Linked DNA regions of Homo sapiens: region 1 is linked to region 2. The links are chromatin loops, found by intact Hi-C in ENCODE. Cell type or tissue: PC-9. All regions are shown on one strand. Each heading gives the region's core, and the rest is flanking DNA. Links, peaks and the distances in the headings are about the cores only.

Region 1 (15,900 bases), core at 287-8,286, 86 kb after region 2:
TTGAAATTGTGGAATTGGTCTAATGAAATTTGTAATCAGTTCTCTTTAACCTGATTTAAAAAATAAGTTTCTGGGTATGCAGTATTCTTTCTGTTATTTTCTAGAGAAGAAATAAAAAACAGATCCCAAGCTTTCGCAAGTTAATAAAAACTAGTAAAGTCAAACTTGAAAACAAGCTAAAAAATAAGCAGTTTAAACAACAAAGCACTCTCAAGAAGTACCGAAAAGAACAGAGGAAACTAAGGCAAGCTGTGAAAGATGCTGTGTCTAAGAAACCCATTCCATTGGAGAACCCAAAGGAAAAGCGACCAGGTAATTGTGAAAACATCATGTGCTCTGGTTTCCATTGATTTATTCTGAAGTGTTCTTCATGGAAATAACTTTGCTTTCTAGTAATCGCTTTTCTTGTTCTCAGATCTTCCTAGAGTGGGTAAGGATAGTAGTCCTATAGGACTGCTATAAAGCATATATGCTTTATCACAGTCAGTATGAGAAAACATTTCAATACAGTATTCATTCAAGCTTCTGCTTTTAGTTTGTCTGGAAGGCAGATCTGAAGATGCACTACTTGGGAAAACAAACTGAAAGTACTCCGTTACATAAATATTGGGCAGTGTGCCAGTGCTGCCACTTTGCCATTCACCAGCAGTTAGGTAAGGTAAGAACATTGCTTGTCTCTGGTTCATTCTTCACAGTATTGCCAAGGTACACTTCTAAACTTCTGACTTTCTTTTCATGTGGAAACTTGGGGTGAAATTGAGTTGTAATTGTCATGGTTATTTTGTAAAACTATCTAAAAATTATTAAGTACTCAAAACTTGTAAGGAATATGACTATTTTGAGTCAGGCTAGTTCTACAACTTTGCTGGTACTTTTAGGGTATTCTTATTTGACTATATCAGATTATTAGACAACTATTCAGTCTTCTCAGGTCCATTTTTTAAAAATTATTATTATTATTTTAAATAGACAGGGTCTTGTTCTGTCACCCAGGCTGGAGTGCAGTGTGCAAAAATAGCCCACTACAGCCTTGACCTCCTGGGCTCAGGCAGTCCTCCTGCTTCAGCCTCCAAAAGTGCTGGAATTGCAAGGGTGAGCCACAGCACCCAGCTAAAGTTTTTTTTTTTTCTAATTTTGTGGGTACATAGTAGGTGTATATATTTATGGGATACATGAGGTACTTTGATACAGGCATACAATGCATAATAATCACATCAGAGTAAATGTGGTATCCATCACCTCAAGCATTTATCTTTGTGTTACGAACAATCCAGTTATACTTTTTTAGTTATTTTAAAACATAAAATAAATTATTGTTGACTATAGTCATCCTATCTATCAAATACTAGATCTTTTTCTAAGTGTATTTTTGTACCCATTAACCATCCCTACTCCTATCTCCTCCAACTGCCTTTCCCAGCCAGTGGTAACCATCATTCTACTCTCTTCATGAGTTCAGTTGTTTTAATTTTTAGCTACCACAAATAAGTGAGAACATGTGAAATTTGTCTTTCTGTGCCTAGCTTGTTTAACTTAGCATAATGGCCTTTAGTTTCATCCATGTTGTTGCACACAGGATCTCATTCTTTTTTGTGGCTGAATAATACTACATTGTGTACATGTACCATATTTTCTTTTATTATTATTATTATTATTTTTTTTGAGATGGAGTCTCTCTCTGTTGCCAGGCTGGAGTGCAGTGGCACGATCCCGGCTCACTGCAACCCCCGACTCCCCAGTTCAAGTGATTCTCCTGCCTTAGCCTCCCGAGTAGCTAGGATTACAGGCGCACACCACCACATCTGGCTGATTTTTGTGTTTTTAGTAGAGCCGGGGTTTCACCATGTTGGCTGGGATGGTCTTGATCTCCTGATCTCGTGATCTGCCCGCCTTGGCCTCCCAAAGTGCTGGGATTACAGGCGTGAGCCACCGCGCCTGGCCCCGTATTTTCTTTATCCATTCATCTGTTTATGAACACTTAGGTTGTTTCCAAATCTTGGCTCTTGTGGATAGTGCTGAATGAACATGGGAGTGCAGATATCTGTTCGGTATACTGATTTCTTTTTTTTGGATTCATGCCTGGCAGTGGGTGGGATTGATGGATTATATAGTAGTTCCATTTTTAGTTTTAGTTTTTTGAGGAACTTCCAAACTTTTCTCCATAGTGGTTGTGCTAATTTACATTCCCACCAAGAGTGTATGAGAGTTCCCTTTTCTCTACATCCTTGCCAGCATTGTTACTGCCTGTCTTTTGGATAAAAGCCTTTTTAACTAGGATGAGATGATATCTCATTGTAATTTTGATTTACATTTCCCTGATGATCAATGATGTTGAGCACCTTTTCATATACCTGTTTGCCATTTGTATGTCTTCTTTTGAGAAATGTCTATTCATATCTTTTGCCCATTTTTTAATGGGATTATTAAATTTAGAAGGCTCATTTAAAGTAGATAGGAGTGCCATTCTGTGCAGTGTGTACATTTATATAGCAAGATTTACTAGGGTCTTTTTTTGTTTTTTTTTTTGAGACGGAGTTTCACACTTGTTGCCCAGGCTGGAGTTCAGTGGCGATTTCTGCTCTGCTCATTGCAATCTCTGCTCTGCTCATTGCAATCTCTGCCTACGGGATTCAAGTGATTCTCCTGCCTCAGCTTCCCAAGTAGCTAGGATTACAGGCATGTGCCACCACGCCTCACTAATTTTTTGTATTTTTCGTAGAGATGGGGTTTCACCATGTTGGCCAGGCTGGTTTTGAACTCCTTGCCTCAAGCAATCCACCCGTCTCGGCCTCCCAAAGTGCTAAGATTACAGGTGTGAGCCACCGCGCTCAGCCAAGATTTACGAGTTTTAATGGGTCAGGAAGAATTGTAAGTTCTACTAGGAAAGATGCTAAGATTGTTTTATTCATAGTTGAATCCTCAGCACTTCAAATAGTGCCTGGCACTTAGTTGACTTTTTTTTTTTTTAAATAAAAAGAGGAGATGGAGAAAGAGAGCAAGACGCAGACAGTGAGCAGAAAGAGAAGTTAGAATGATCTGTTGTTGGGATTTTGTTAGATGTGAGTGCCTGAAGTGTTGAAAGAAAAATAGTTGAGGATATTGGCAAGAGTGTGGTTGAAGTGATAATCTTGCAGTCTAAGTGAGGGAGTGAAGACAGAACACACAGGTAGATAGAAAGTGGAGTGGTCAGTGGATTGAAAGGTTACATAATTGGTTAAGGAAGAAGTGCTGTGGAAGTAACTGAATGGGAGCTGGAAGGATAAAAGCTTGTGGTCAGAGAGAGGGGTGAGCACTAGGGTTTGGAATGTGGCCATTAGAGAGGCTGGCTGAAATGGAATACGAAGTGAAAGTAATTGGAGATGAGAAGGAGCTGAGGGGCTAAGTCATTGGTTTCCAAACGTCCTGAAAGGCATTTCAGAGTATGTGGAGACATTTAGTTTTTGGTTGTTACAATAACCTGGGAATGCTATTGGCATTTAGATTGCAGGAGTCAGAGATGCTAGCATTTTTCCAGACTCAGAACATCCCAGTACGACAAAGAATTGTTTGCCTAGCATATCAGTAGTTCTTCCATTTAGAAGCACTGGGCTCAGCTGTGAGCCATGGCCCACTCCCTGTAATCCCAGCATTTTGGGAGGCTGGAGTGGGAGGATTGCTTCAGAAAGCGTAAGCTTTTCCTGTTTAAACCCAAAATGCAGAGAGTTCTACATCTCTGATACTTGTTTCTAATTTTTCTTTGTGTGTGTGTGTGTGTGGTACAGGTAAAAGGATTGAGAGGGAAGAAGAGGAAGAAGAAGAAGCCCTTCCTTTAGATATGATGGATGAAGATGACTTACAGTTAATGAAGGATTTAGGACAAAGAGTATCTTTTCTAACAAGAGATCTTTCTTCTAGGTAATACTTCATTTGGGTTATAATCATTCATATCCATTTAGTGTTAAAAACTTGGTTCTGAATTTCACTTAGGTGGTTCAAGGTGTTCACCTTTGAGCACAATGTTTACAAAGAATAAAGTATTATTTAGCTTATTTCCTAAATAAAGGAGGTTCATGTATAAGATAAGCTGATTTCATTTAATGTACATCTTTCTTTTGAGTCTGAATAGTCAAGTAGAGTGAATGGGGGAAGAATGCTGTTCTCACTTTGAGGTAGTGGCAGAACAGTTCTGAGTTCCTACGGCTATGATTTCACTTAATCCTCATTACCCTGCTGGTAGGTCTTATTCCCATTTCCAGAGAGGAAACTGATGGTTCCCTGCAGTCACAAGTATCTGGAATTTAAAGTTGGACCTTTTAAACTCCAAAGTCTATGCTATACTCTAAAGATTTTGGGAAAGTAAGAGTCACACTTGGTTTTATGAACTGTTCTTCATAAAGAATCTGCTGTAACTTTCACCTTTATTTTGCATCTAGAGGGAAAACTGGATGTAGCCAAAGTTTGAGTTTGTATGGTAGGTTGTTTACCCATTTCTTTTATTCATTTGCTGTTTGAGTGCCTGCTATGTGCCAGACACTAGCCTAAGTGCTACTATCCATATACCTATTGAAAGTTGGCTGGTGGTTTTTCTGTACTTTTGAAATGATAGGTCTCTAGATAACTTTTTAGATCTATTAAGACTGAAAATTGATCTTTTTTTCCCCTGCAGTGAGCCTGTTCATGCGAAGAAACGGAAGCATGAACGCATTATAGATAAATATGAAAAAATACCAAGAACTCTGCAAACTGCACCAGAGAAGGAACTGATTCATTTACTTCCTATCAAAGATAAAAGTGGTATAATCCCACAGACTAGGGAGAAGCCAGGTGAGTCTAATAAACTGGTAATATTAGTTGAACTTTTACCCCCTTACTGATATCATGTTTTTTTTTCACTCAAAATTTAATTTTACTTTGATTTTACCCATATCTAGAAAATATTCAATTAGTCTTATAGCAAGCTTGATGATTTGGGCCAGAATTATAGATTATCTCAGGTACCAATTTGTACTGTGAGGACAACTGAAGCTACAAGGTTCAGGTGATTTTCTTTTCACTAAATTTTGTTGTTTCTAAAATTAGAGCATATTAACTGTTCTTGATTAGCTTTCTTTTTTAATGTATCTTCTTTTGTATGTGAAATAAAACAGAAAAGTTCAGATATCAAAGATGTGAAGTTACATGGTTTATAACAAAGCGCATACCTATAAAACTACTATTCAGACAAGGAAAAAAAACTACTGCTAGCTTCCAGAATCCTCCCTTGTGCTCACCTCAATCACTAATTGTGCTCTTCCCATAAAAGTAACTGCTATCCTGAGTTTTATCGTAATCACCTCCTAGCATTTCTTTACAGTTTTTACCACTTAAGTATATATCACAGTTTTAATACATATGTTTTCCATATAGTTACTGATAGTAACAAAGATGAAGAGGATCAAGAAGAAGAGAGGGAACTTGAGGAAGGTAATATGTCTTTACAGTTACTAAATTGTTAATTGAGAATTTTTTTGCATAATAGTAAATGTGAGTTAATTTTAGATGAAATCTGGAAGGTACATTTTGGAGTACTGCTCATTTCAAGGTCACTTTGAACATTTTTCCACATTTGAAAGCTTCATCTTGTGGAATTATTAATAGATTCTTTATTTTTTTGATTATGGAAAAATTTACACAATCATATTTGTAATATCTAGGCATACAAGAAGTGTGTCTTGTTAATTATTACTGTTCTGAATTCCTTTTAATTGTAAGAGAAAGACTACTTACAAATAACTGTTAACTTTTTAGCTTTAAATTACAAAAGCGATTCTGTAGTATGAAGTCATTTTGGTTTGTTTCTAGCACAATTATACTTGCATATGTTTCATATAATTGAATGTCAGTTTCTATTACCTAGGACCATTTAATCAAAGTTGAACTGAAATAATGCATTTTATTGTTTGAAATTATATTAGTTTGGAATTTGTGACAGAACAATCTAGTTAAATTTTACTTTCGCTTAGCAGACCTCATTAATAGCAAAAATGAATTACAGGTCAACTGTTTAACTGTTTTCAGTCACCCATCATAAAACCATTACAGATTATGCTAGTGTTGATTAAATCTAGTTCCCTATGAATTTCCTAAGGTGGACATGTTTTTCTGTAGCCCAAAACTATGAAGTATTAGTTTGTATAAAGTAATATATAGTGTTAAAAACAAAGGAGAATATTCTGTACTTAAAAAAAAACTAAATAGGATTATCCTATTTGTTAATTAATATGAATTATTTTGGGCTTATTATCATAGAAGCTAAGAATATGAGCTCTAGGCTGGTTGCACTGGCTCATGCCTGTAATCCCAGCACTTTGGGATGCTGAGGTGGGAGGATCACTTGAGCCCAGGAGTTTGAGACCAGTCTGGGCCACATGGTGAAACCCCGTCTCTACAAAAAACACAAAAATTAGCTGGGTATTGTGGCTCACCTATGGTCTCAGCTACTGGGGAGGCTGAGGTGGGAGGATCAATTGAACCTGGGAGGTGGAGGCTGTAGTAAGCTGTGATAGTGCCACTGTACTCCAGCCTAGGTGACCAAGTGAGACCCTGTCTCAAAAAAAAAAAAAAAAAGTTCTAGAATCAGACTGCCTGAGTTTGAATCCTATTTTCCTTTGGTTTATGAGCTTGAATCCTATTTTCCTTTGGTTTATGAGCTTAGCCAAGTTATTTTCTCTTCCTTTGCTTCAGTTTTCTTATCTATAAAATGGGTCCAATGATAGTACCTGTATTGTTGAGGAGATGATGTGTAGTAGTAAATACAAAATTCTTAGCTGTTGTCATTATTATTATTACTGTAAAAATATTTTATTAAGATTCTTGGATACTTGTAAGCAGAGGAATATGTAAGGGAACATCTAATCTGTTTTAGAGATCATTGAAGATCCTATTCAAGAGCTGACCATAGAAGAACATTTGATTGAGAGAAAGAAGAAATTACAGGAGAAGAAGATGCATATTGCAGCCTTGGCATCTGCCATATTATCAGATCCAGAAAATAATGTAGGTAGTATTAATTTCTTTAGGCTCTTTGTATTAGGTATGGTGTAAATGCCTAATTGTTAAGATTCCCTTGTTACCTATAAGCATACACTAAAAGGAAAAGCATTAACTAAACATAGTAGCTGGGTTAGAGTAAGAGAGTAGACAGAATCTTAGCTTAATGCTATGTCTGAACTTAATTTCTTTTGTAATCCTAGAAAAGTTACTTAAACTCTCTGAATCTTATTCTCCTCATCTTCATATATGAAAATACTGGACATCTTATAACTCTAAAAATGTTTAAATTTATAAAATTGTATTAGGGAGGAGGAACCTGTTTGCAAATTTGCTTGACATACCCGTGGAGTTTTTAAAAAGCGCGCTACAGGGGAAGTGTATGGAATTAGTTCAGGAATATTTGTAAGTTGAAAATATTTTAAGTGAACTAGAGCCAAAGTTAAAGTAAAGTGTTATTGTGCCATGTGTATAGTCGTTGAGTTAGTGATGGTTATAACACATGAACTAGAGAAATCTGAGGTTTAATCTTGGCCCTGATAAGTACTATCTGTGAGACTTTGGGTAAGTTATTTATCCAAGACTCTTTCATCTCTAAAAAAGGACAGTGTCTTTTTCAAAACTTTGTGGTGAGGATTATATGATGAAATATACGTGAAGTCATATAAAATGATACTATTATTATTGTTATGCTGGTGTCCCCAGCATACTATTATAACAAGTATTTGTTTATGAAATGATAGAATAGCTTATTTACATTTATAGAAGCAAATTTCATGTGGGAATGCTTTGGAGTAGTACTTGTCCTTTTCTAATGAAGTGAGGGGAAGATCTAGAGCAGAATTAGGGAAGAGAGATTTGGAATATTTCTTATGTGTATTCTCTCAATCATTACAAAACCATAGGCATAAGAGATTGATCTAATTTTACAGCTGGAAAATTGAGCCTTAAAAAACCCAAGTGATTTGTTCCAGATTTTAACAGCCACTGGATTGGAACCCAGATCTTCTACTCAGGAACCTGTGCTCACAGACAATAGTAGTTCATCAAAGCAGTCGAAACCATCATAGAAATTATCTTTGAAGCTCAAGTTAATGTGGCTATATTACATGTAATTCCTGATTAATTCATGTGTATGACTGATATATTTGGTTAATGTATATAACATTTTAGTATATTTTGAAAAGCGTTTTTAGAAGAATAGGACACACGTACTTTAGGAAAATCCAGCAAAAAAGAATTTCCCAAAATAGCTAAATAATAAATGTAAACTAATTTTTTAAGGTCTGTATGTTTCTAACTATATGACAAAAATATGATTACTGATATAGTTTGGAGGTGTGTCCCCTCCAAATCTTATGTTGAAATGTGACCTCTGATGTTGGAAGTGGGCCTGGTGGGAGGTGTTTAGATTATAGGGGTGGATCCCTCATGAATGGCTTGGTGCCATCCTTGTGGTAACAAGTGACTTCTCACTCTGGTAGTTCATGTGAGAGCTGGTTGTTTAAAAGAGCTTAGAACCTCCCCTATCTTTCCTGTGACACCCTGGCTCCCCCTTTGCCTTCTGCCTTGATCGTAAGTTTCCTGAGGCCTCACCAGGAGTAGACGCAGGCACCGAGCTTCCTCTACAGCCTGCAGAACTATAAGCCAAAATAAACCTCTTTTCTTTATAAATTATCCAGCCTCAGGCATTTCTTTCTAGCAATACAAGAACGGACTAATACAATTACTTTATGACTTTAGTGACTTATCTCTTGGTAAAGTGAGCAGGGTCTGGAGTTTGGTGTGGCATGACTAGACTTGGAGTCATTGTGTGAATTCCGCTTGTTTTGCCGGATGTGGGGCTGTTGTCTTTTGTTCATAATTGTTTCGTCATGATTTCTCCAGCTTTATAAGCTATTTCTTTAACAGATTAAAAAATTGAAAGAATTACGTTCTATGTTGATGGAACAAGATCCTGATGTGGCTGTTACTGTTCGAAAGCTGGTAATTGTTTCTCTGATGGAGTTATTTAAAGATATTACTCCTTCATATAAAATCCGGCCCCTCACAGAAGCAGAAAAATCTACTAAGGTAATGCTAGATTGCTAGATATAATTACTATCTAAAATAACTAAACATTTTGGAGAGATAGACTTTTTTTTTTTGAGGCAGAGTTTTACTCTGTCGCCCAGACTAGAGTGCAGTGGCGTGATCTTGGCTCACTGCAACCTCTGCCTTCCGGGTTCAAGTGATTCTCCTGCCTCAGCCCCCTCAGTAGCTGGGATCACAGGCATGCGCCACCAGGCCCAGCTAATTTTTGTGCTTTTAGTAGAGACGGGGTTTCCCCACGTTGGCCAGGCTGGTCTCAAACACCTGACCTCAGGTGATCTACCCGCCTCTGCCTCACAAAGTGCTGAGATTACAGGCATGAGCCACCACGCCTGGCCTAAACGACTGCCGCGTTTTTTGTTTTTTGTTTTTTTAAATAGTACTGGGTGTATACTAGACACACATATTTTATACTAATTTTGGGCTTTTAATGTTCTGATTTTAAAAAATGATTGACCTTTTTGGTCTTTTCAGACCCGAAAAGAAACCCAGAAGTTAAGAGAATTTGAAGAAGGCCTGGTTAGCCAATACAAGTTTTATTTGGAAAATCTGGAACAAATGGTTAAAGGTATATTAAACATATCTTCAAAGTTTGTAACATACTTAGCCTTGATCATGAAGGTGAATTCTGTACAGTGTTCTGTGTTGTGTAGTGAGAGGCAGGTATGGTCAGGAACAGAATCTAGAGTCAGACTTCCAGGGGTCAAATCCTGGCTCCACCACTTACTACCTATGTGATGGGAAAATTACATAGTCTTTCTGTGTCTCAGTTTTCCTGTCTAAAAAATGGAAATAATTATAGTACTTACCTTCCAGGATTATTGTAAGAAGTAACTGAGTTTGTAGATATGAGGTGCTTTAAACAGTGCCTAGCATGTACTATACACTATATTTTATCAATTATTAGTATTATTGCTGCAGTTTTTAGTAAGTAGTTGTATTTTTGTTGACTACAATGCATTTAACAAAATACATTGTTATGAACAGTTGGGATTTATTCTGCTGTTTTTTATTTGGAGGCATGGTAGTCAGGGAAGAAGGATAACTAGAGGCCAGGCGTGGTGGGTCACACCTGTAACCCCAGTGCTTTTGGAGGCCGAGGCAAGAGGATTGCTCGAAGCTAGGAGTTTGAGACCAGCCTGGGGAATGTAGTGAGACTCCTGTCTCTAAAAAAAAAAAAAAAAAATTAGGCATGATGGCCCATGCCTATAGAGCCCCAGCTACTGGAGATCTGAGCTGAGAGGATCACTTGAGTCCAGAAGTTTGAGCCTGCGGTGAGCTATGATTATGCCACTGCACTGTAGTCTGGGCGATAGAGTGAGACCCTGTCTCAAAAGAAATGAATAAATAAATAGAAGGATAACTAGAAATGGATATTTGCATGTCTTGAAAATGGATTTATGAGTCAATTATTTGGGATGATAAACTCTTAAACTCTTCAGAAAAGGAAGGACATAGAAAAAATAGGGGTAGGAATAGGGAAGACAGTTGTTGCCTAGGCCAGGTGTTTTCATTTGGCCTAATTGGCTCATTTACCCAGCTTATTTACTAAGATCACCCATTGCTGTCAGCTGGAACAGGACCACTGAATCCTGTTGGCCTAATAAGGGCATAAAGGTAGTGGAGTATAGTGGGGTGGGGGTGGGTAGTATGGATATTGCTTCTATGTTCTGGTGTTCCAGCTGGCACCCTATTAGTGTTTGTTCTTCCAGTGAGAGGGCCTGGGAGTTTTTCTTTTGTTTTTGAATTTCTGAACTGTTTGGAAAGCTCCTGGGATCTTTGTGCAACCATCTCTGTCTGATAGAACTATAACATGAGCCACATATGTCATTTAAAAAAAATGCAGACACACTAAAAAGCAATGAAATTAATTTTAATAGTATATTATATATATTCAGATTATCATTTCAACATGTAATAAATTTTAAAAATTAATGTCTTACATTCTCAGTTTTTTTTAGTACTAAGTTCAAATCTGGTTTGTATTTTATACTTAGAGTGTATTTTATACTTAGAGTATATCTTAATTTGTATTAGCTGCATTTCAAATGCTCAATTGACTCCTATATGTGGCAGTTAGTAGCCTCCATATTGGACCTTTCCTGAGCAGATCGAACCATTATGAAGTCTTTTTTTCTTCTTCTTTTTTTTTTTTTTTTTTGAGACGATGTCTTGCTCTGTCGCCAGGCTGGAATGCAGTGGTGCAGTCACAGCTCACTGCAACCTCTGCCTCCCAGGTTCAAGTGATTCCCCTGCCTCAGCCTCCTGAATAGCTGGGACTACAGGCGTGTGCCACCCACCATGCCTGGCTAATTTTTTTTTTTTTATGTTAGTAGAGATGGGGTTTCACCATGTTGGTCAAGATGGTCTCAATCTCCTGAGCTCGTGATCTGCCCACCTTGGCCTCCCAAAGTGCTGGGATTACAGGTGTGAGCCACTGTGCCCAGCATATGAAGTCTTTTTTTAAGGGGTGTGGGAATGTGTGTGTGTGTGTTTATGTGTGTTAAAATGTACATTGATTGTAAAAGAAAGCCAATTAGTTTAACTTTTGACCAATGAGTAAAGTAACTACAGTTATCTTTTGATTAGATTGGAAGCAGAGGAAGCTGAAGAAAAGTAATGTAGTTTCCTTAAAGGCATACAAAGGACTGGCAGAAGTCGCTGTGAAGAGCTTGTGTGAGCTGTTGGTGGCACTACCTCATTTTAACTTTCACAACAACATCATCGTATTGATTGTCCCTCTCATGAATGACATGTCAAAATTGGTGAGTTGCTGTAAATGGTTATTGCTGTCCTCCTTAGAAAATTATACACCATGTGGGCCAGGCACGGTGGCTCACACCTGTAATCCCAGCACTTTGGGAGGCCGAGGCAGGCAGATCACGAGGTCAGGAGATCGAGACCACCCCAGCTAACATGGTGAAACCCCATCTCTACTAAAAATACAAAAAATTAGCAGGGCGTGGTGGCAGGCGCCTGTAGTCCCAGCTACTTGGGAGGCTGAGGCAGGAGAATGGCGTGAACTCAGGAGGCAGAGCTTGCAGTGAGCTGAGATTGCGCCATTGCACTCCAGCCTGGGCAATAGAGCGAGACTCTGTCTCAAAAAAAATAAATAAATGAATAAAAAAAGAAAATTATACACCATGTGATTTTTTTCCCCCTACAAAATTCTTCTGAAGTTATTTATTGGTAAAATAATGTCAATTTATTAAACACTGTCTATCTGAAGAAAATTATCTGAACATAAGTTTGGTGTAGTGGTTCACAACAGGAAGCAAATTTGTCCCCCAGGGAACATTAGGCAATGTCGGCATACATTTTTGATTGTGATGACTGTGGTGGCGATAGAGTCTTAACTACTGGCATCTAGTGGAGAAAGTCCATGGAGGCTTTTAAACATCCTAGGACAGTCCCCCTACAACAAAGAATTCTGTTACCCAAAACGTCAGTAGTGCTAAGGTTGAGAAACACTGGTTAAGTATGACATTTTATTTTTCAGATATCTGAAATGTGTTGTGAAGCTGTGAAGAAACTCTTTAAGCAAGATAAATTAGGCCAAGCTTCTCTTGGTGTAATTAAAGTGATTTCTGGTTTTGTGAAGGGCAGAAATTACGAAGTTAGGCCAGAGGTGAGCCTTTTTTTTTTTACTTTGCATTTTGTTTTTAAATTACAAAGTTGATTTTCAGTTGTTATGAGGAATTTATTCCTTATAAGTGTATGAAGTAAAAAGTATTCAAGCTCCTTAAGTGTTTAACATGTCAACTCCTGAAATGTTTGATACTATTAACAGTTCGGTATTTATCCTTCTAGATGTTTTTCTTTGCAGATATAGTCATATATACTTGCTTATATTTTAAAATAAAAAATGGGCTTATACTTTGAAAACTGTTCTGGAACAGTTTTCATTTTCTATATTGTGAACTTACATATAGGGTTATCCCATTCTTTCTAATGCCTACCAGAGTATTCCATTGTGTGCCCTAATTGTTGAACAGCTGAGTTTTTTCTAGATTTTTGCTGCCACAGTCAGTGTTGAGAACATTTTGGCCATATTATTTTTTCATATTGTGTGAATATTCTGTGAATTAAATTTATAAAATGTAGATGCTGGATCCAACAGTAATCACATTTACAAACTCAAATTGTTGTTCAAAAACATTTAATCACTGTGTTCCTGCTAGGAATATGAGTGTCAGTTCCCTCCTACCTGCTCAGAATGTTACTATTTAATCTTTGTTAGTCAGGTAGGTGAAAAGTTTATATATATATAAACTTTTTTTACCTGCTTATTATTTGTCAGTTTTTCTCTTAAAGTAATTGTCTTAATGACTTGTGATGAGTTTTTAGTACATATTCATTTTAATAAATAACTGCTATGTGCCAGGCACTTTTTTTAGGTCCTGGGAATAAAATAGTAACAAAAGAAACGAAACTATCTGTTTGTGGAGCTTGCATTACATAAAGAATATTAACTCTTTGTTACATAGGTTGCAGATTGTTCTCTTTTTTACTTTGCCTTTTAATTCTGTGTTCAGCCTTATATATGAAGCTATATTTTTTGTTATGCACATAGTCTCCTCAATCCCAATTTACGGAGTCTCTCCGAGATTTTTAATTTTAATTTTTATATTTAAATATTTAAACCATTTGACATCTTTGTATGTGTGGTATGAGTACAGATTTAATATCTGTGTTTAATATATGTAATGAATATATATTTTATATAGTTTAATATATATTGAATATTTATATTATGTATATATTTGATATAATCTGACAGCCAGTTATTTCATCACCATTTTTTTTCTGCTGATATAAAATGCTGCTTAATTATTGTGTTATATCTATAGTATATTTGGGTATGTGGTACAATAATAATCAGAAAGGGTATAATTGATAAAAGACATGACTATTCTTTTTTCTCCACAATATTCTTATTTATTTCAGTATATTACTCCAGGCAGTTTAGAATCCATTTTTCACTTCCTTCCCTCAAAATAGTCCACACAGAGAATCTGATTAGAATCGATTCAATGTATTGATTAGTTTGGATGAATTAAAATATTTACAGAATTGATTTTTTTCTATTCAAGAATATCATATCTTGCCATTTATTTAAGACTTCTTTTATGTTCTTAAGTAAAATTTTATAGTTTTCTTCACTGAGGTCTTAGATATTTTAATTTGTCTTTAGTAATACAGTTTTGGGTGTTAAGCTGTTCTACCATTTTATTTCTGGATTTCACAGTTTTCCTTTGGCATCAGATTCCTTTTTATTTTCTTAAATCTGATTTCAGTTGAATTGCTAAAATTATAAACATTAAATGAAAGTAACAGAGCATATTTAGCATCTTTACTTAGAATTGTAGAGCAATCAGATAAGGCTTGAACATGAAACTCAGCCATAGGAAAACCCTTTAACTTTCGTGATGCTAGAGTAAAAACTACATCATTTGATTTGGAGTTATTTTTCGTTGGTAGGTGATATTTTGAGCACATACAGTACCTACAAAATATTCAGAGTTGGTCTTTCTGATACCTAGAATGACTTCAGGTTCACTCTTTATGCCTTTAGTTATTCCTTGTTTCATTCTGTGCTTTTAGCCGTGTAATCCCAAATACTCAGCTTTCTTCCAAATGTGCATATTGGAACATCAAAATAATACAAACCTGTAGTTCTCAAGGTTTTTTCCAGGAATGCTGCTGTGCCTGCGGGAGGTCGGTAGGGTGATTTCATCCAGAGAAAGTGTAGCATTTTAAACCCCTTTTGTTCTTAGTGTTTGAGTATGCGAAGTTTGCTGTATCACACAAAACACCAGTTTCCAAATTAGTTTCTGAATTTTTGAATGGCATAAAGCAATAATTTTTATTTTTGTCCCCAGACCAGCATCAGCTGGGAATTAGAATGCAAATTCTGGGGCTCAACTCAGACCTACTAAATCAGAAACTCTGGGGATAGGGCCCAGCAATTTGTGTATCTTCTCCCATACTGGTCCAAACCTTTTCCTGGCCTGTTTTCTCTTTGTCATCCTGTTGGCATGTGTTCTCTCTTCCTTATACTCATTAAACTGCAAAGAAAGTTTTGTATATTTAGTTAGTATTTGCTAGCGTCCGTTTTGTATGTTTGCTCCCGTCCTTCCATAGACACAAGTTATTAATATAGCATACAGATAAAAGAAGTTGGTGTAAAATGTTATAAAAGATGTTTGAAGGTTTTTTCATGAACGAGGGAAATAACACTGTTAAATGCTTTTCTATGTAAAGTTTTTGAGGGCAATATAAATATTAAGCTGTATATTTGTGTTTTTTTTCCAATATTAGATGTTAAAAACATTTTTATGCCTAAGAATCAAGGAAGTAGAAGTGAAAAAAGATACAGAAGACATTAATAAACCAAAAAAATTTATGACTTTCAAAGAAAAGAGAAAATCTCTATCAAGAATGCAGAGAAAGGTTTGACTTATTTCCCCTTTTGTTTCATTTAAATTTTCTGTTTATTTGATCTTAGATTAAACTTATAGGCACATGTAAAAATCATAGTTAAATCATAAACATAAAAGTTTTGAAATACATCATTTAGAGAATTTTATCTTTTCCTGTTACTGCAAAGAAATGTTTTCTTAAATCAGTTTTAACTGATAATGATTGGCAAGGAGAGCAATAGATGAAAAGATATTTTTGCCATGCTGGCTTTTATCCTTTGGCTTTTTAGATCAATTTAGAGTTATGATACACAGATTCCTTCCTTAACAGAAAAGATGCATTCACGTGAAGTTGGCAGCAAAGTGAGTTTCTGTTAAT
Region 2 (15,900 bases), core at 3,516-11,515:
AAAGAACCAGCTAGGAACACAAGAATTAAAAACACACAAAATTGACATTAAGAACTCAATGTATGGAGCCAATGTATTCTTAACACATTCTCTAGGTAGTTCTAATCATCCAATGTGTTTGCAAATCAGAATAGATTATTATTTAAAAAATCTTAATAAACTTGTCCTCAAACCCACTGTTTTTTATAACCTTTTTAAGATTTTTTGTTTAATTTACATATAATAATTTTACATACTTATGGGATACATAGTGATGTTTTGATACATATAATGTATTGTGATCAGACCAGGGTAATTACCATAGCCATCATCTCAAACATGTATCATTTCTTTGTGTTGGGAATATTCAATATCCTCCTTCTTGCTATTTAAAACTGTATATTATTGGTAACTATGGTCATTCAACAGTGGTATGAAACACTAGAACTTATTCCTTCTATCTAGCTATAATTTTTTATCCTTTAACAAATCTCTCCCTAACATGCACTCCCCACCACCACCTTCCTCCTACCCTTTCCAGCCTTTAGTATCCTCTGTTCTATTTTTTACTCCTATGAGATCAACTTTCTTTTTTGGGTCCTACATGTAAGTGAGAACTTGTGGTGTTTAACTTTCCATTTCTGGCTTATTTCACTTAACATAATGTCCTCCAGTTCCACTCATGTTGCCACAAATGACAAGATTTCATTCTTTTTTATGGCTGAATAGTATATGCTTGTGTATATATACCATATTTTCTTTACCCATTCATCTGTTGTTGGGATACCTAGGCTGATTCCATATCTTGGCTATTGTGAATAGTTCTGCAATAAACATGGGGTTGCATATGTCTCCTTGATATACTGATTTCCTTTTGTATGGATAAATGTCCAGTAGCGGGATTGCTCGATCGTTACTGTTTTCTAATTCAGCTCCTATAATCCCTCCAGAATTATTTTTCTAATACATAAATTTGATATCTCAGTACCTCATTTAAAAGTATTTTAGATAAAACCCAATTCTCTAGCCTCGTGGCTAATGAGCCTTCACCATCTACCCTGTATCTTTGATATACTGTCCTATTAGCTAAACAGATCCTATTCATTCCTGTTTGCTTTTTCAATTTCCTCTATCTAGAATGGCTTTCCCCATCTTGTCTGCCTGCTTAATTCCTACTAATACACTTAGGAACACAATTTGCATGTCATCTCTGAGAAAAATAAATCACTCTTTCAACTGTACTCTCATACCCTGTCACAACTCCACTAAAGCACTTAAAACACAATATTATAGTTACATATGAAATTCTCTTCTACCCCTTGTCCCCTGCAGTTATACTGAAATAACTCAAAGGCTAGGATGTAGATATAGATATAGATATATGCACCAAGAACCTAAATTATACCTATTGCATTATACATAGTATTTTTTGAATAAAGAATTCATGGAAATAAGCCAGAAAATCTTAAGAAATCTAAGATCAATTCAAGAATTCTGTCCTTCAAGTTCTGCTATAGAAAAAGCCTAGAGTTTGCTAATATCAGGTCACACATTGAATTGGCAGCAGAATGGTATTCTACCACACTTTGATGCCTTGCGTTTTGTAGCGAAAGCGATTTACCAAAGAAGTGTACCAGGATGGAAATATGTGAAAAGATCAGACTGGATTCAAAGGGAGGGTGGCAAGAATCTTTGAATAGCTGCCTAAATAAATAAAATATGGGGACTGACAAGAAGAAAGAACAGTAGCATAGAAGCTTCTCCTTCAAAGACAAGGAGAGAGCCAAAATTGCCTGATATATACCCTGATATATCCATTAACTGACTTGACTTTGAGTTTCAATGGACAGTAGGAACACTCCCCTTAAAGGGGTTAGTGTTAAACCACATTAGTGAGTAAATCCTTCTATTTCTATATGCTGTGAACAATTTATAGAGAGCCAGAATAATGTTTCAGAAGCAGAAAAACTCCCCACCTCTACTATCTCAAGACCATGTCTGCCCAAGATAGAGTCTCTTACACAACTTGATCTAAGAGCTGAGGAAACCATTATGCTTGGGATAGACAGGGTTTAGCTGATTATGATGTCTTTATAGATTATAAATTTTATTCCAGATCTATGAATTAGGAGACAAAAAACCCATCCTATATTTCAAGCTCAATTGCAGTCTCGGGGCAAAGCATTTCATCACTTTCTGGCATATAAGAGTACCGTAGTAAACTTCATTTTTGCAAAGTTACCAGCACAATCTTGTTTGTTTAGTCTGAAGCCTGCTATAATATACAAGTCTGAGATAAAGACAGGATGAATACAACTTTTAATATAATGTTGATAAGCAAAACAGTATTCCTGTAATCAAATATAGATATTCAGAGTATTTTCAAACATAACCCTTTCCAAGTCTCTGTTTCTGATAAAATGAAAAAACGTCCCCTCAAATTCTACCGTTTAATTTGTGAAAACTTATCTTTATTCTTTTAATTTTCTTTAATAATTTAGGCTTCTCTCTTGAGGATCATACTTCTCCCTTCTCCCAGAAGCATAGGCCCAGAAATATTACTAGTACCTCTCCAATCTTTAGACCACACAAATTATTTTTTATGAAATCCATTTATACACAGAAATGCATAATAATTTATCAACCATCAATAAAGAACACACACGCAACTAGAAGTGTAGTTATTCACTACCTTTTCAAGGTGATAACAGATGAGGTAAATAAAGGTGAAAACAAAACATGCAAGAGTGTAACAATTTTTTAAACTTTTCGGGCCAGGCATGGTGGCACATGCCTGTAATCCCAACACTTTGGGAGGCCTAGGCAGGAGGATAACTTAAGCCCAGGAGTTCAAGACCAGCCTGGGAAACACAGTGAGACCCTGTCTCTACTAAAAATATAAAAAAATTAGCCAGGCATGGTGGCATGCACCTGTAGTCTCAGCTACCAGGGAGGCTAAGGTGGGAGGATCGTTTGAACCCAGGAGGTCAAGGTTGCAGTGAGCCATGATTGTGCCACTGCATTCTAGCCTGGGCAACAGAGTGAGATCCTGTCTCAAAAACAAAATTTTTAAAGAATAACTTCTGAACACAGTCCAGTCCCCCTACAATTTAACATCAGTGAAATAATTGTTTTGTTTTTGCAGTAATCAAATTTTACAGCAAGAATATCTATATTTAAGCATAATTAAAACCAATAAACTTTTCAAATACTCTATTACACATACCAATAAAATCAGAAACCAGAAAATTAAGCCCCAACATGTTCTAAGTGTTATGTATTTAACATTTAACTACTGCTCACAAAACACATGTATGCTAGTCCTTTCCATAATGTTGTTCCTGCAGTAAAAAATTTCAAAAGCAAAGCCTTAACTGAGGAAAGTGATCTATTCTACTTTTAGACAATTTGAAACTCTCTGATTAAGAAATCAGTATCTTACAACTTTTTTCCTTGCCTGTCAAAATTTATGTGAAACTGATTCAACCACTCAACTTAAACTTTACCAGAAAATGGCATGTGTATTGATGAAAAACTTGATCATCTAAGCACTACAATTTCGTTTTCACATTAAAGATGCCAATATAAAAGCAGTGCCTAGCAAAAAAAGGTAAGTTTCACTGAGAGATTATCAGTTTGACATAAATATGCATAAATAGTGCATATTCAATCTAGTATGCAATTGTATCATAATTACATATAACATGGTTCATTTGAAATCATTCTCACTTGCAGTTTCGAGTTCCTAAGACAAACCATGTAGCTATTCCAACTTTACCTACTAATTTAGAAAAAAAAACAAAAAACTCAGGTCAACTGAACTACGATATAACTGAAATACTATTTATAATTAACAGATTCAATTTTTAACACGGCTCACCAACTGGTTCAAAAGGCCACAAGCGGAATTTCACATCTGCAAGAGAACACATGTGATAATCCTCAAAAAGTAATACTAGGAATGTTCTTGTGATTTTGGAATTGATTATCAAGTTAACTTCAGTCAGTTTGATTTTGCTATAATCCTAAAACGTTTTTTATGTTTCTTTACTGTTAACATGGAAAGCACTAAAATTGATTAGACTTGTAATAAAAGTTACTGCAGGAATAAAAAGTTTTAAAATATTTAACAGATTCTTTCACTTATGAACCCAAATATCTCTGAAAAGATACAGGTACAAAACATGTAAAGTTAAATTGTATATAGATGTGTGTGTGTGTATATATATACACATCTATATAATTAAATATGGTGACATTTCATTCTTGAAATAGAAAAAAACATATAATTCCACATATGCAAAATATATACATGTAAAAATAATTACGTGTTTTTTCCACACAAAAAAATGAATTTTAAAAGGCCTAAAAATGTGAAAGGAAAGTGAACTGAGATATATCATTCTATGTTTTATATTTTATAAAGAGAATATAATCATGTGTTATTTGTGTCACTAATAATACATAAAAAAGGTTTTTTTTTTTTTTTTTTTGAAACAGCTCAGGCTAGAGTGCAGTGGCACGACCTCGGCTCACTGCAACCTCTACCTCCCAGGTTCAAGTGATTCTTCTGCCTCAGCCTCCCAAGTAGATGAGATTACAGGTAAGCACCACTATGGCCATTAATTCTTTTGTGTTTTTAGTAGAAATGTGGTTGGCCAGGCTAGTCTGGAACTCCTGACCTCAAGTGATCCACCTGCCTCAGCCTCCCAAAGTGCTGGGATTGTAGATGTGAGCCACCGCACCCAGCAAAAACTTTGTAAATTAAATCTTTTCTTCTTTACTTAGTGTGTAATCTTACAGATGTCTTTCCATTAAAGAAATGTTTGGTTTAATAACATATTTAAAAATATGGCAACTCTGCAGGACACAGTGGTGTGCGCCTGTAGTGCCCTGTACTCAGGAGGCTAAGACGGGAAGATTGCTTGAGCCCAGGAGTTTGAGGCCAGCCTGGGCAACATAGTGAGCCCCACATTCCAAAAAAAAATTTTTTTTCAAAAAATGTTTTAAAAGAATCAACAACTTCTTTCTGAAGACCTGCTTTAAAAAGTTATTAGCCAATGAAATACTACTACTCTAATCTCCTAATAAATCTTACTGCTTTACCATTCAAAAAGCAAGTGAGGCATCATTTCTCCAAGCAGTTTTTCACACCTAAATTACCAGCTACCTCTTCATTTCCTAAAGCCTTAACAGCTTAAGAACCTATCCCAAAACATGACAGAAGTGTCCTAACATTCTTCATGGCTTTACTGATACTATATTCACTTTCGGTTTCTGATTCCAAACGTAATAACATCTATCTGAAAGCATACATGGTAAAGGAACTCAGATACAGTTTTATATTCATAATCTTCTAGAGAATTCAAAAATCAGTGCTATGAAAAAATGTTTCTAAGTTAAAACAGAGACATAAAATTGTAAATTTACCATTACTATAAAAAGAAAATCATGCCCACTTTGAAAAATGAGAATTGCAGGGAAGAGGACAGCAAAATTAGACAAATAGGGAGTAGAGGACACACATTGAAGCAGAGATAGTAGAAAGCAAGAGGTAGAAACATGTTCCATCACATGGTAAAAGTAATACTTTTTTTTTTTTTTGAGACAGTTTTAATCTTGTCACCCAGGCTGGAGTGCAAGGGCACGACCTTGGCTCACTACGACCTCTGCCTCCCAGGCTCAAGTGATTCTCCTGCCTCAGCCTTCCGAGCAGCTGGAATTATAGGCACCTGCCACCACACCTAGCTAATTTTTGTATTTTTAGTAGAGACCAGGTTTCACCATGTTGGCCAGACGGGTCTCGAACTCCTGACCTCAGGTGACACACCAGCCTCAGCCTCCCAAAGTGCTAGAATTAAAGGTGTGAGCCACCGCACCCAGCTGATACATATTTTGAAGATGGAAAAAGGTCAGAAGAAAAATGACTTGACTATACATAATGCCTCCCAGAGAACAAACATAACCACAAAAAGGGCACTAAAACATATACTAATAGCTGTGACATAGCTGGAAAGTTCGAAAACTAAAATAAGTGGCGCAGAGAAATAATCGTCAGTTAAAGGATCAGAGAAGGGGCCGCAGAGGCAGAGGCAGCAACTACATTTCAACTCTACCCCTTCTTCTCAAATGAAAAAGAGCTGTTCTTTTCCTGACCACTCATGAAGTTCTATTGCTGTTGTTGCTGTTTTTTGAGACGTATTCTCGCTCTTTTGCCAGGCTGGAGTGCAGTGGCACAACGTCGGCTCACTGCAACCTCCGCCTCCCGGGTTCAAGTGACTCTCCTGCCTCAGCCTCCCAAGTAGCTGGGACTACAGGCACGTGCTACCACGCCCAGCTAATTTTTATATTTTTAGTAGAGACGGGGTTTCACCATGTTGGTCAGGATGGTCTCAATCTCCTGACCTCGTGATCTGCCCGCCACAGCCTCCCAAAGTGCTGGGATTACAGGCTTGAGCCACCGCTCCCGGCCCACTCATCAAGTTTTTATACCACATATATAAAAAAGGGAATGTGAGGGGCCGGGCGCGGTGGCTCACGCCTGTAATCCCAGCACTTTGGGAGGCTGAGGCGGGCGGATCACGAGGTCAGGAGATTGAGACCATCCTGGCTAACACGGTGAAACCCCGTCTCTACTAAAAATACAAAAAAATTAGCCAGGCGTGGCGGCGGGCGCCTGTAGTCCCAGCTACTTGGGAGGCTGAGGCAGGAGAACGGCGTGAACTCGGGTGGCGGAGATTGCAGTGAGCCGAGATCGTGCCACTGCACTGCAGCCTGGGCGACAGAGCAAGACTCCGTCTCAAAAAAAAAAAAAAAAGAGAATGTGAGGTCTTGGCTTTCCGAAATGAAAATAGCAGATTAAAGGTATACAGCGTATCAGCAAAGATAATTATCCAACCAGTAATTTATTCAGAGACTTATGGTAAGAAAATATCATAGAACATTAGTTTATATAAAGATATAAAAATGTATGTGCATGCATATTTAAACTACCATAAAAATCAAAAATACCTGTATAAACCTTCAGTAGCAAGACCACCGTTTTGCCTCTAGAGGGCGAACTTGGTCTTCTGAAACATTCTAGACGAGAGACGTTACTTTCAGACTTTACCAAAAGAAAAAAAAAGGAGCTAAAACTTAAGATGTCACAATAGCAGAGGTTCCCAACCTTTCTTGGTCAATGCCTTTAGTGTCTCTGATTTTTTTCACAGTAACTCTTAAGCCAAAAGAAATACCTAATGATTCTGTTTAATAAGTAGCTATGTCCAAACAATTTAATAAGGATATATTTCCTAACACTTAGTAACTGCTAAAAAAAAAAAATACACATAAATTGAAAAAAGAAATATGTTTTCTTTCATTCTTTTTTTTTTTTTTTCTTGAGATGGAGTCTTGCTCTGTCACCCAGGCTGAAGTGCAGTGGCATGATCTTGGCTCACTGCAACCTCCACCTTCCAGGTTCAAGCGATTCTCCTGTCTCATCCCCCAAGTAGCTGGGACTATAAGCATGCACCACCATGCCTGGCTAATTTTTTGTATTTTTGGTAGAGACAGGGTTTCACCATGTTGGCCAAGCTGCTCTTGAACTCCTGACCTCAAGTGATTTGCCTGCTTCTGCCTTCCAAAGTTCTGGGATTACAGGCGTGAGCCACTATACTCGGCCTCATTCTTAAATAACCGCAATTAATTACCAATTTGGGCATGTGTGGCTTTGTGCATTGTATACAATTTCTCAAACCTTAAAATCAGATTAGACATAACCCTCATTTCCAGTCCCACGCTGACTTTTTTACAGTATCTGGTTTTTATCACAGCAACCTCAGAAAAAACAGATTCACAAAGATATGATGCCACAGAAAAGTATGTAGTAGCACTTAATGTTGGAACTGTGTACTGCTTCTAATTACCAGTCTCCACCATATCCAACTGATGTGGAATATCACTGTTTGCCTCAAAAAATTTAAATATCCCACAGTACCCCAGTGTGTTAAGTGCAGCACACCAGAGTGTCTGAGCACATGGCTTGGGGATCACAGCACACAGTTTTAAGTACCAATAGATAAACTATTCACTATTTTCATCACTTGTAAAGAAAATTAACTACAAGCCAGGTGTGGTGGCACATACCTGTAGTCCCAGCTTCTCAGGAAGCTGAGGCAGGAGCATCATCATTTAAGCCCAGGAGTTTGAAGACAGCCTGGGCAACATAGCAATACCAAGTCTCTTGAAAAAAGAAATTAAGTTAGTTTACAGGGAGAGGAGGAGGCACATGGTCTAACTACTGACTAGCTACATAGTTCAGGCAAATCCTTCAAAAGGGAAAGGGAGGGGCTGCTTAGAAAGACGGCAATCTCAGCAACTTCTGTTTGTCTTATGCTTCTCTCAGGGACAAACATGCAGTCCTCTAGTGCCGTGCATGTACATTCTATGGGGGTGAACATCTTGGTTCTGGTTAAACAGCTAGTGCTTTTGACAGCTGTGCCAGGAAGGGTTAGGACCAACTACAAAAGAATATGGGTTCTAAAAGCATAGTGTGTGTCCCTAACTTTGTTTTTCCTGAGGAAAAAAATAAACCTTTTATTCAAATGCAAAAAGAAGAAAAAAAGAATTAACTACAATAATGTTTTTAAAGATCTAAAATTATTTTCTCATATTACTTGGAAAACCAGTTTTTCTTCTGAGCAATAAAAGGAACACTATTAAATCTTTAAAGGAAGATATCTTTTCCAATTTGAATGATGATTATTGCCTTCATGTGATTGTTTTTATAAATGCTAGCTGTGTTAAATTTGGTAAACTACAATTGGGAAGGATAAAAATAGGAAATGTACTATATGTCTTCTTCTGAGCAATAACTTCTCTGAACTTTAAAACACTGCAGATTGATCCAGTCTCACTGCTTTCCATTCTCACTTATCTAGTACTGAAGAGCCAAAGTTCAGAAGTCAAATAAGATCAGAAAGTCTTAAGAACTCAAGAATACAGATGTTAACAGAGATATCAGAAGAAATAGCTTCTAAATTACTAGAAACAGATTGTGTACCAACTCTTCTCATTTACAAAGTCCTTGGTTTAGAGAGGACACCAGAAAAGTGACAAAGGAAGGAGTTCAACCTCATAATCTACTCAGTTTTTGCTTTTTAATATTTCATCAGTTCACAACTACCAATATTCAGAACATCTGTGCCACTGACAAATGCTACCAACTTCAACTGGAAGTCAAACAGTATGTGGTGAGAGTGATTAGCTAAGTTTTTAAAAAATCTATTCAAGGAATAACTGGTTAAAAAAAAAAGTCTACGTTCTATTTGAAGAATTTTCACAATTATAAAAGATAACAGAAAATATATGACCTGTTTTTCTAGAAAATTTAGCAGGTCCCTATAAATACTTATAATCCCAAAAGTCTGTATCTAGAAAAATAAGAATAAAAATAGAATATGGTTAGTTTAAAAAAAAAAAAAAAAAGAAGAAGAAGAAGAAGAATGCTTGAAAAGCTAGGGTAAACTACATGGCTATGTCAGTACTTACCTGCTGAATGATTTTGGATGTTTTCTGAAGATTCTCTCTAGGAGGGACTTTACCAAATAATTTCCAACCAGGAGCACTATGGACAACTGATTTGAGTTCCTTTGTCCTTTTTGGAAAAAGGTTTCTGAAACACAGAAAAGTTACATGAATTGTGTTTTTTGTAACCAGAGAGCTATTTAACAGTAATTTTATAATAAGTTTGTTCCCAAGGCAAAAACAAAAATACTTTTAAATAAAACTATTTCTACTACTTATACCACTATTACTTAGAATAATAAGGCTCAATTAAGAATATGTAGCTTAATACCTAATGCATGCAGGGATTAAAACCTAGATAACAGGTTGATAGGGGCAGCAAACCACCATGGCACACGTATACCTGTGTAACAAACCTGCACATTCTGCACCTGTGTCCCAGAACTTAAAGTAAAATACAGACTATCTGGCTTATATAGAGGTATTAGAAGAATCATCAACAGAAATAATAAAAAGATAAACAAATTGGAAGGAAAATGATAGCCATAAATAAGATGCAAACATTTGTCTAAATCAGCTACAAAGTATACTAGAATTGACTGTACATGTACTTAACAATAAGAGCCAAAATTCTGAAAACAAAAACATTTAAAAGAATCTATATAACAGTTAAAGGATTAAGTAATACAATATTTGGATAAATATTATTTACAGTAATAATTTGTTATTTATAATAAAATTATATCTACTAATCCCCTATTGCTATAATATATATACATAACCTGTCTTTCCTAGGCCAGCTATGTACAAGAAAGCTTACTACAAAAGAGTCAATATATAACCAAGGAAGAAAGTATCTCTCACTGAAAAATCTAGAAAAAAAAAAACAAAACCCAGGACAGGTGCGATGGCTCACACCTGTAATCCCAGCACTTTGGGAGGTTGAGGCGGGCGGATCACGAGGTCAGCAGCTCAAGACTAGCCCGACCAACATGGTGAAACCCTGTCTCTACTAAAAATACAAAAATTAGCCAAGCGTGGTGGTGGGCACCTGTAATTCCAGCTACTCGGGAAGCTGAGGCAGGAGAATCGCTTGAACCCTAGAGGCGGAGGTTGCAGTGAGCCGAGACCGCCTCATTGCACTCCGCGTCATTGTGCACCCTGCACAAGTATTAAGGATTTTACCTATTATCTCCATGCCCTAACCAACCAAATTAAGTACCTATTTTTTTATGTAAGCAGGGATGATACTCAACATATGTACCCATCAAAACAACATGACCAGGGCCCAATGAACCAATTAGGAAGGTACTGATGAATTCAACTCAATATAAACCCTTTGCATAAGCTATAAGTGAACAGTAAGAAAATTCTTAATTCACACATATGATTAATTACAAACAGTTCCAAATTGAAGTCCCAAATAATTAGATTTATCTATACTCAAAATGCCGTATCAATATATCTTAAAAGTGCAGATTAGTGATAATAGAAAATAAGTTTTTAATGAAAAATGTTAAGGGACTCCTACAAAAGAATGCAGGCTAATCAATAATAAAGAAAAGAAATGGCCAGGCATAGTGGCTCATGCCTGTAATCCCAACACTGGGAGGCCAAAGCAAAAGGATCACTTGAGCCCAGGAGTTTGAGAACAGCCTGGGCAATGTAGTGAGACCCTGTTTCTACAAAAAATAAAAATTAAAAAAAATAGCCAGGCATGGTGGTGCACACCTTGTAGTCCCTGCTACTTGGGAGGCTAGGGTGGGACAATCACTTGGGCCCAGGAGTTAAGGATGCAGTGAGCTATGATACTGCCACTATACTGCAGCCTGGGCAACAGAGCAAGACCCTGCCTCCAAAAAAAAAAAGAAAGGAAAAGGAAATAAACACTCTTATTTCCTCAGGTGTATAACAGAAATAAACATATGACACTAGAGTAATTTCTACTTTAAGATACTCTGGAGGTTTCACCTCAGAGACCATGTACAGTGACTTAATTCTCTACTTCATAAGATCACTAAATAGGTGAACGTTTTCAATAATGAATATGCTGAGGACTAGGAATACTTCTAAGAAAAAAATTTGAAGCCTCAAAGGATGGTCTATTAATTTAAACAATGTTTGATACGTTGTGTACCACTTATCAAGAAAACACTTTGTAGCTGATTTAAACAAATGTCTACATCTTATTTATGGCTATCATTTTCCTTCCAATTTGTTTATCTTTTTATTATTTCTGTTGATGATTCTTCTAATACCTCTTAACTCCAAATTCACCTTTATGCTCTAAGATAACAGAAAAAATTCCTTTAATCATTTCTCCTTTAAAACAAACATGAAATTATTAAGCTTTCTGGGTAGAGGGCACCAAAGGGACACTGAAGGAGAAAGGGGCTCTCCTGTGGTTTCCAGCTGCTGCAGAGTGGATCGGGTAGAAGTGTGAGGACATCCAGTAAAATTCTGCTTAGCTCGATGCCCAGACTGCAGCCCCTCAGCAAACCTGCAGCCTTGCTGAACCTGCAGCCTCAACCTGGAGATGGCGTTCCTGCAGCCTGCTCAACAAAAAAATTGACTCCACCAAAGGCTTCCTGCCAGCAACAGTGTGCCAATTTCCTCTGCAAGCCCCACACAGGCCAGACAGTTCTCATCAAGTCATATTCCCTCTACAATTCCTACGTGACCTGCCTGCACCCTAAAGGTTTCCTATCTACCCACACAAATAAACACAAGAAAAAATCTTTGTCACCATGGTTTAAGAAAATAATTATTGGATATGACACAAAAACATGATCTACAAAAGAAAAAGTTGATGAACTGGGCTTAACTAAATTTAAAACATTTGAACTTCAAAAGACATCATGGATGCAAAATGACAGAATAGAAAGATCTAGGGGTCAGTCTCCCCACCAAAGTAAAAGTTGAGCTAGAAAGAGTAACTGGAGCGGGGCATGGTGGCTCACATCTGTAATCCTAGCACTTTGGGAGGCTGAGGCGGGTGGATCACCTGAGGTCAGGAGTTCGAGACCAGCCTGGGCAACATGGCGAAACCCTGTCTCCACTAAAAATACAAAAATTAGCCAGGCATGGTGGCGCAAACCTGTAATCCCAGCTACTCAGGAGGCTGAGACAGGTGAATTGCTTGAACCCAGGAGGCGGAGGTTGCAGTGAGCTGAGATCGCACCACTGTACTCCAGCCTGGGAGACAGAGCAAGACTCTGTCTCAAAAAAAGTAAGAGTTAAAAAAAAAAACTAAGAGTAACTGGAATCAAGTACTTTAGTAGAACTCTAGGAACTGACCAAACCCTTTTAACAACCAGGGGAGTGCTTGATGAAGGAAGAGGCTACCGATCTTTCATAAGTATGAATAAGCAGCATGCATAAACCAATTACCTTCCCCTATTCCTCACAACCACCACCACCACACCCACCACCTCTTGTGGCAGTGGGGATAGCAGCCCATGTTCCTGGAGTTGCTAACCGGTGCCAGGAGGGACAGTAGGGATCATGTCCTTCAAAATTTAGGGTTGTACATTTTGGTTGGTCTGGCCCTAAGGGAGTGATGCAGGCACATGCATCAGTTTCACTACTCTCCACAGCAGTGGCTTTCACTGTAAGTATTATTAGAACAATAAAAAAGGTAAAACCTTTTTGATCTCCTTTTTTGGAGCCAGATATCTAAGAAAATCTTTGTCAGGTCACCAGCTAGCCACAGAGACAACAGAACAAAAACTTGTGACCATACACAATATGGAATACATACTTTGTGAAAATAGCTTGTAAAGTCACAAACAGGTGGCTTCAGCCCTCAACAAGCAAAAAACAGCAATCACTGAGGAGTGGGAGAAACAGATTTATAGTTACCATACTATAATACTCAGAGTATCCAGTTGTCAACAACAAAAAATTACAAAACATACCAAGAAACGGGAAAGTATGGCCCATTCCCTAGAAAAAGGAATTTGACAAAAATCTTCCCTGAGGAAGCCCAAAGTAATTACTAGTCAAAGACATTAAGTCAATTTCATAAAAAAAAAAAAAAAAAAAAAAAAAAAGCTCCAGGAGATTGAAAAAGAAAAAAACCCATGGACAAAGAACGAAAGGTAATAAAGGAGGATAAAGGGGGAAAATGTATGAACAAAATGAGAATACCAGTAAAGGCAGAAATTATAATAAGCAACACAACAAATTCTGGAGCTGAAAAACAACTAAAATAAAAAATTCACCAGATGTACTCAACAGCAAATTTGAGCAGGCAGAAGAAAGAGCTGGCAAATATGATGATAAGAAAATTGAAACTGTCCACTCTCAGTAGTAGAAAGAAAAAAGAATGAAGAAAAAGGAACAGAGCCTGAGGGGCCTGTGAGACATTACTAAGTGTACCAACTACGTACCATAAAAGACCAAGGAGAAGGGAAAGACAAAGAGGCAGAAAAAATACGTGAAGAAATAACTCACTTTGGGAGGCCAAGGCAAGTGGATCACAAAGTCAGGAAATCGAGACCTTCCTGGCTAACATGGTGAAACCCCATCTCTACTAAAAATACAAAAAATTAGCCAGGCATGGTGGCGGGCGCCTGTAGTCTCAGCTACTCCGGAGGGCTGAGGCAGAAGAATGGTGTGAACCCAGGAGGCGGAGCTCGCAGTGAGCCAAGATTGTACCACTGCACTCCAGCCTGGGTGACACAGCGAGACTCTGTCTCAAAAAAAAAAAGAAAATAACCAAAAACTTCCCAAATCTGAGGAAAGACATAATCTACACATCCAAGAAACTCAACAACTTTAAGCAGAATAAACTCAAGGAGGTTCACACTGAGATACATTATAGTCAAACTGCTGAAACTCAAAGACAATTTTGAAAACAATAAGTGAGAGGTACCATCAAAACCAGAGATCCTCAATAAGATTAACAGCTTATTTCTCTTCAGAAACCATGGAGGCCAGAAGTAAGATTACATATTTAAAGGTCAGAAAGGAAAAAAAAAAATTGTCCACCAAAAATTCCATATCCAACAAAACTATCCTTCAAGAATGAAGGAGAGGCCGGGCATGATGGCTCATGCCTGTAATCCCAGCACTTTGGGAGGCCAAGGCAGGTAGATCACGAGGTCAAGAGATAGAGACCATCCTGGCCAACATGGTGAAATCCCGTCTCTACTAAAAATACAAAAATTAGCTGTGCGTGGTGGTGCGCGCCTGTAGTCCCAGCTACTCGGGAGGCTAAAAAGCATTAAAGCATTAAAAAAAAAAAAGATTTTTTTCTTTTTTTAAAAAAAGCAATTTTGACTTTGTATCATCAATGACAGCTGGAAATTTTTTAAAATCTAAAGAGATATAATAGCAAGAAAATACAAGGTATGTGAGAAGAAATCTAGCCAAAGTTTTATAAAAATTTATAGAGAGAATGAAATGATACATTATTGAACCACATTAAAGAAAACCTCATTAAATAGAAAGATAGTTCACATTTATAGAAAGGAAAACACTATCATAAAAATATCAATTCTCCCCAAACTTATCTATCAATTTCATCCAATTCCCATCAGAAACCCAACAAGATTTTTTAGGAACTTGAAGGAAACTCAAAAATTTATGTTAAAGAATAAAGGACCTGGGCGGGCACAGTGGTTCACACCTGTAATCCCAGCACTTTGGGAGGCTGAGGCAGGTGGATCATGAGGTCAAGAGATCGAGACCATCATGGCCAACATGGTGAAACCCCATCTCTACTAAAAATACAAAAATTAGCTGGGCGTGGTGGCGCGCGCCTGTAGTCACAGCTACTTGGGAGGCTGAGGCAGGAGAATCAACTGAACCCAGGAGGCGGAGGTGCAGTGAGCTGAGATTGCATCACTGCACTCCAGCTAGCAAAAAAGTGAGACTCCATCTCAAAAAAAAAAAAGGAATAAAGGACCCAAAATAAGATATTTTCAAGAAGAAAAAAGGCAAGGCTGAGTTGCCCTAACAGATATCCAAATTTACCATAACATTACAGTTTTTAACAACATATGGTATTGACCCAGGGATAAAGAAATTAATCAATGGAGAAAGAATAAACAACTCAGAAACATACCCAAGCATAAATGGAAACACAGGTGGCACTGCAGATCAACGAGGAAAGATTGTGTAATAAATAGTATCGGGACCTCCGGCTAGCAATGTGAAAGAAAATAAATTGGATTCCTACCACATACCACAGTCAGTTCCCAATGTATCAAACAGTTATACACGAAAGGCAAACTTTTGAAAGCTTTAGAAAGAAACACAGGAGAATTTTTCTTCTAATCTCACAGGGAAAAATCTAAAAATCAGTCCCAAAAGCATTAATTTTTAAAACTTGATAAAATCACCAGCATAAAAAGTAATGAGTTCTGTTCAAAGAGCACTATAAACAAAGTAAAAAGACATAAATTTAGA

What was found. Peaks named below come from ENCODE experiments on the same cell type or tissue, not always from the same donor. Only the 100,000 strongest peaks of a DNase experiment are listed, where the experiment ranks them.
Region 1: it touches region 2 in a loop (3-fold over the local background); 70 of 110 quality-filtered maps call a loop at or near these places.

The regions. Positions count from the first base shown.
Region 1 is chr10:94,346,077-94,361,976 of GRCh38, reverse strand. NOC3L (NOC3 like DNA replication regulator) reads left to right here. Exons shown (of 21, transcript NM_022451.11): 2 at 105-312; 3 at 3,762-3,894; 4 at 4,646-4,803; 5 at 5,386-5,442; 6 at 6,884-7,014; 7 at 8,920-9,081; 8 at 9,574-9,667; 9 at 11,689-11,864; 10 at 12,599-12,727; 11 at 15,421-15,552. Among named protein-coding and RNA genes, the nearest start is that of NOC3L, 8.9 kb to the left of the region's middle. RefSeq lists enhancers at 2,700-3,365, 3,366-4,031. In PC-9, for the core only: no CTCF peak of the experiment used is centred there; a DNase peak (open chromatin) is centred at 3,296; H3K4me3 peaks cover 743 bases.
Region 2 is chr10:94,435,630-94,451,529 of GRCh38, reverse strand. TBC1D12 (TBC1 domain family member 12) reads right to left here. Exons shown (of 13, transcript NM_015188.2): 2 at 9,511-9,634. Among named protein-coding and RNA genes, the nearest start is that of TBC1D12, 41 kb to the right of the region's middle. In PC-9, for the core only: a CTCF peak has its summit at 7,005 (motif pointing right); a DNase peak (open chromatin) is centred at 7,029.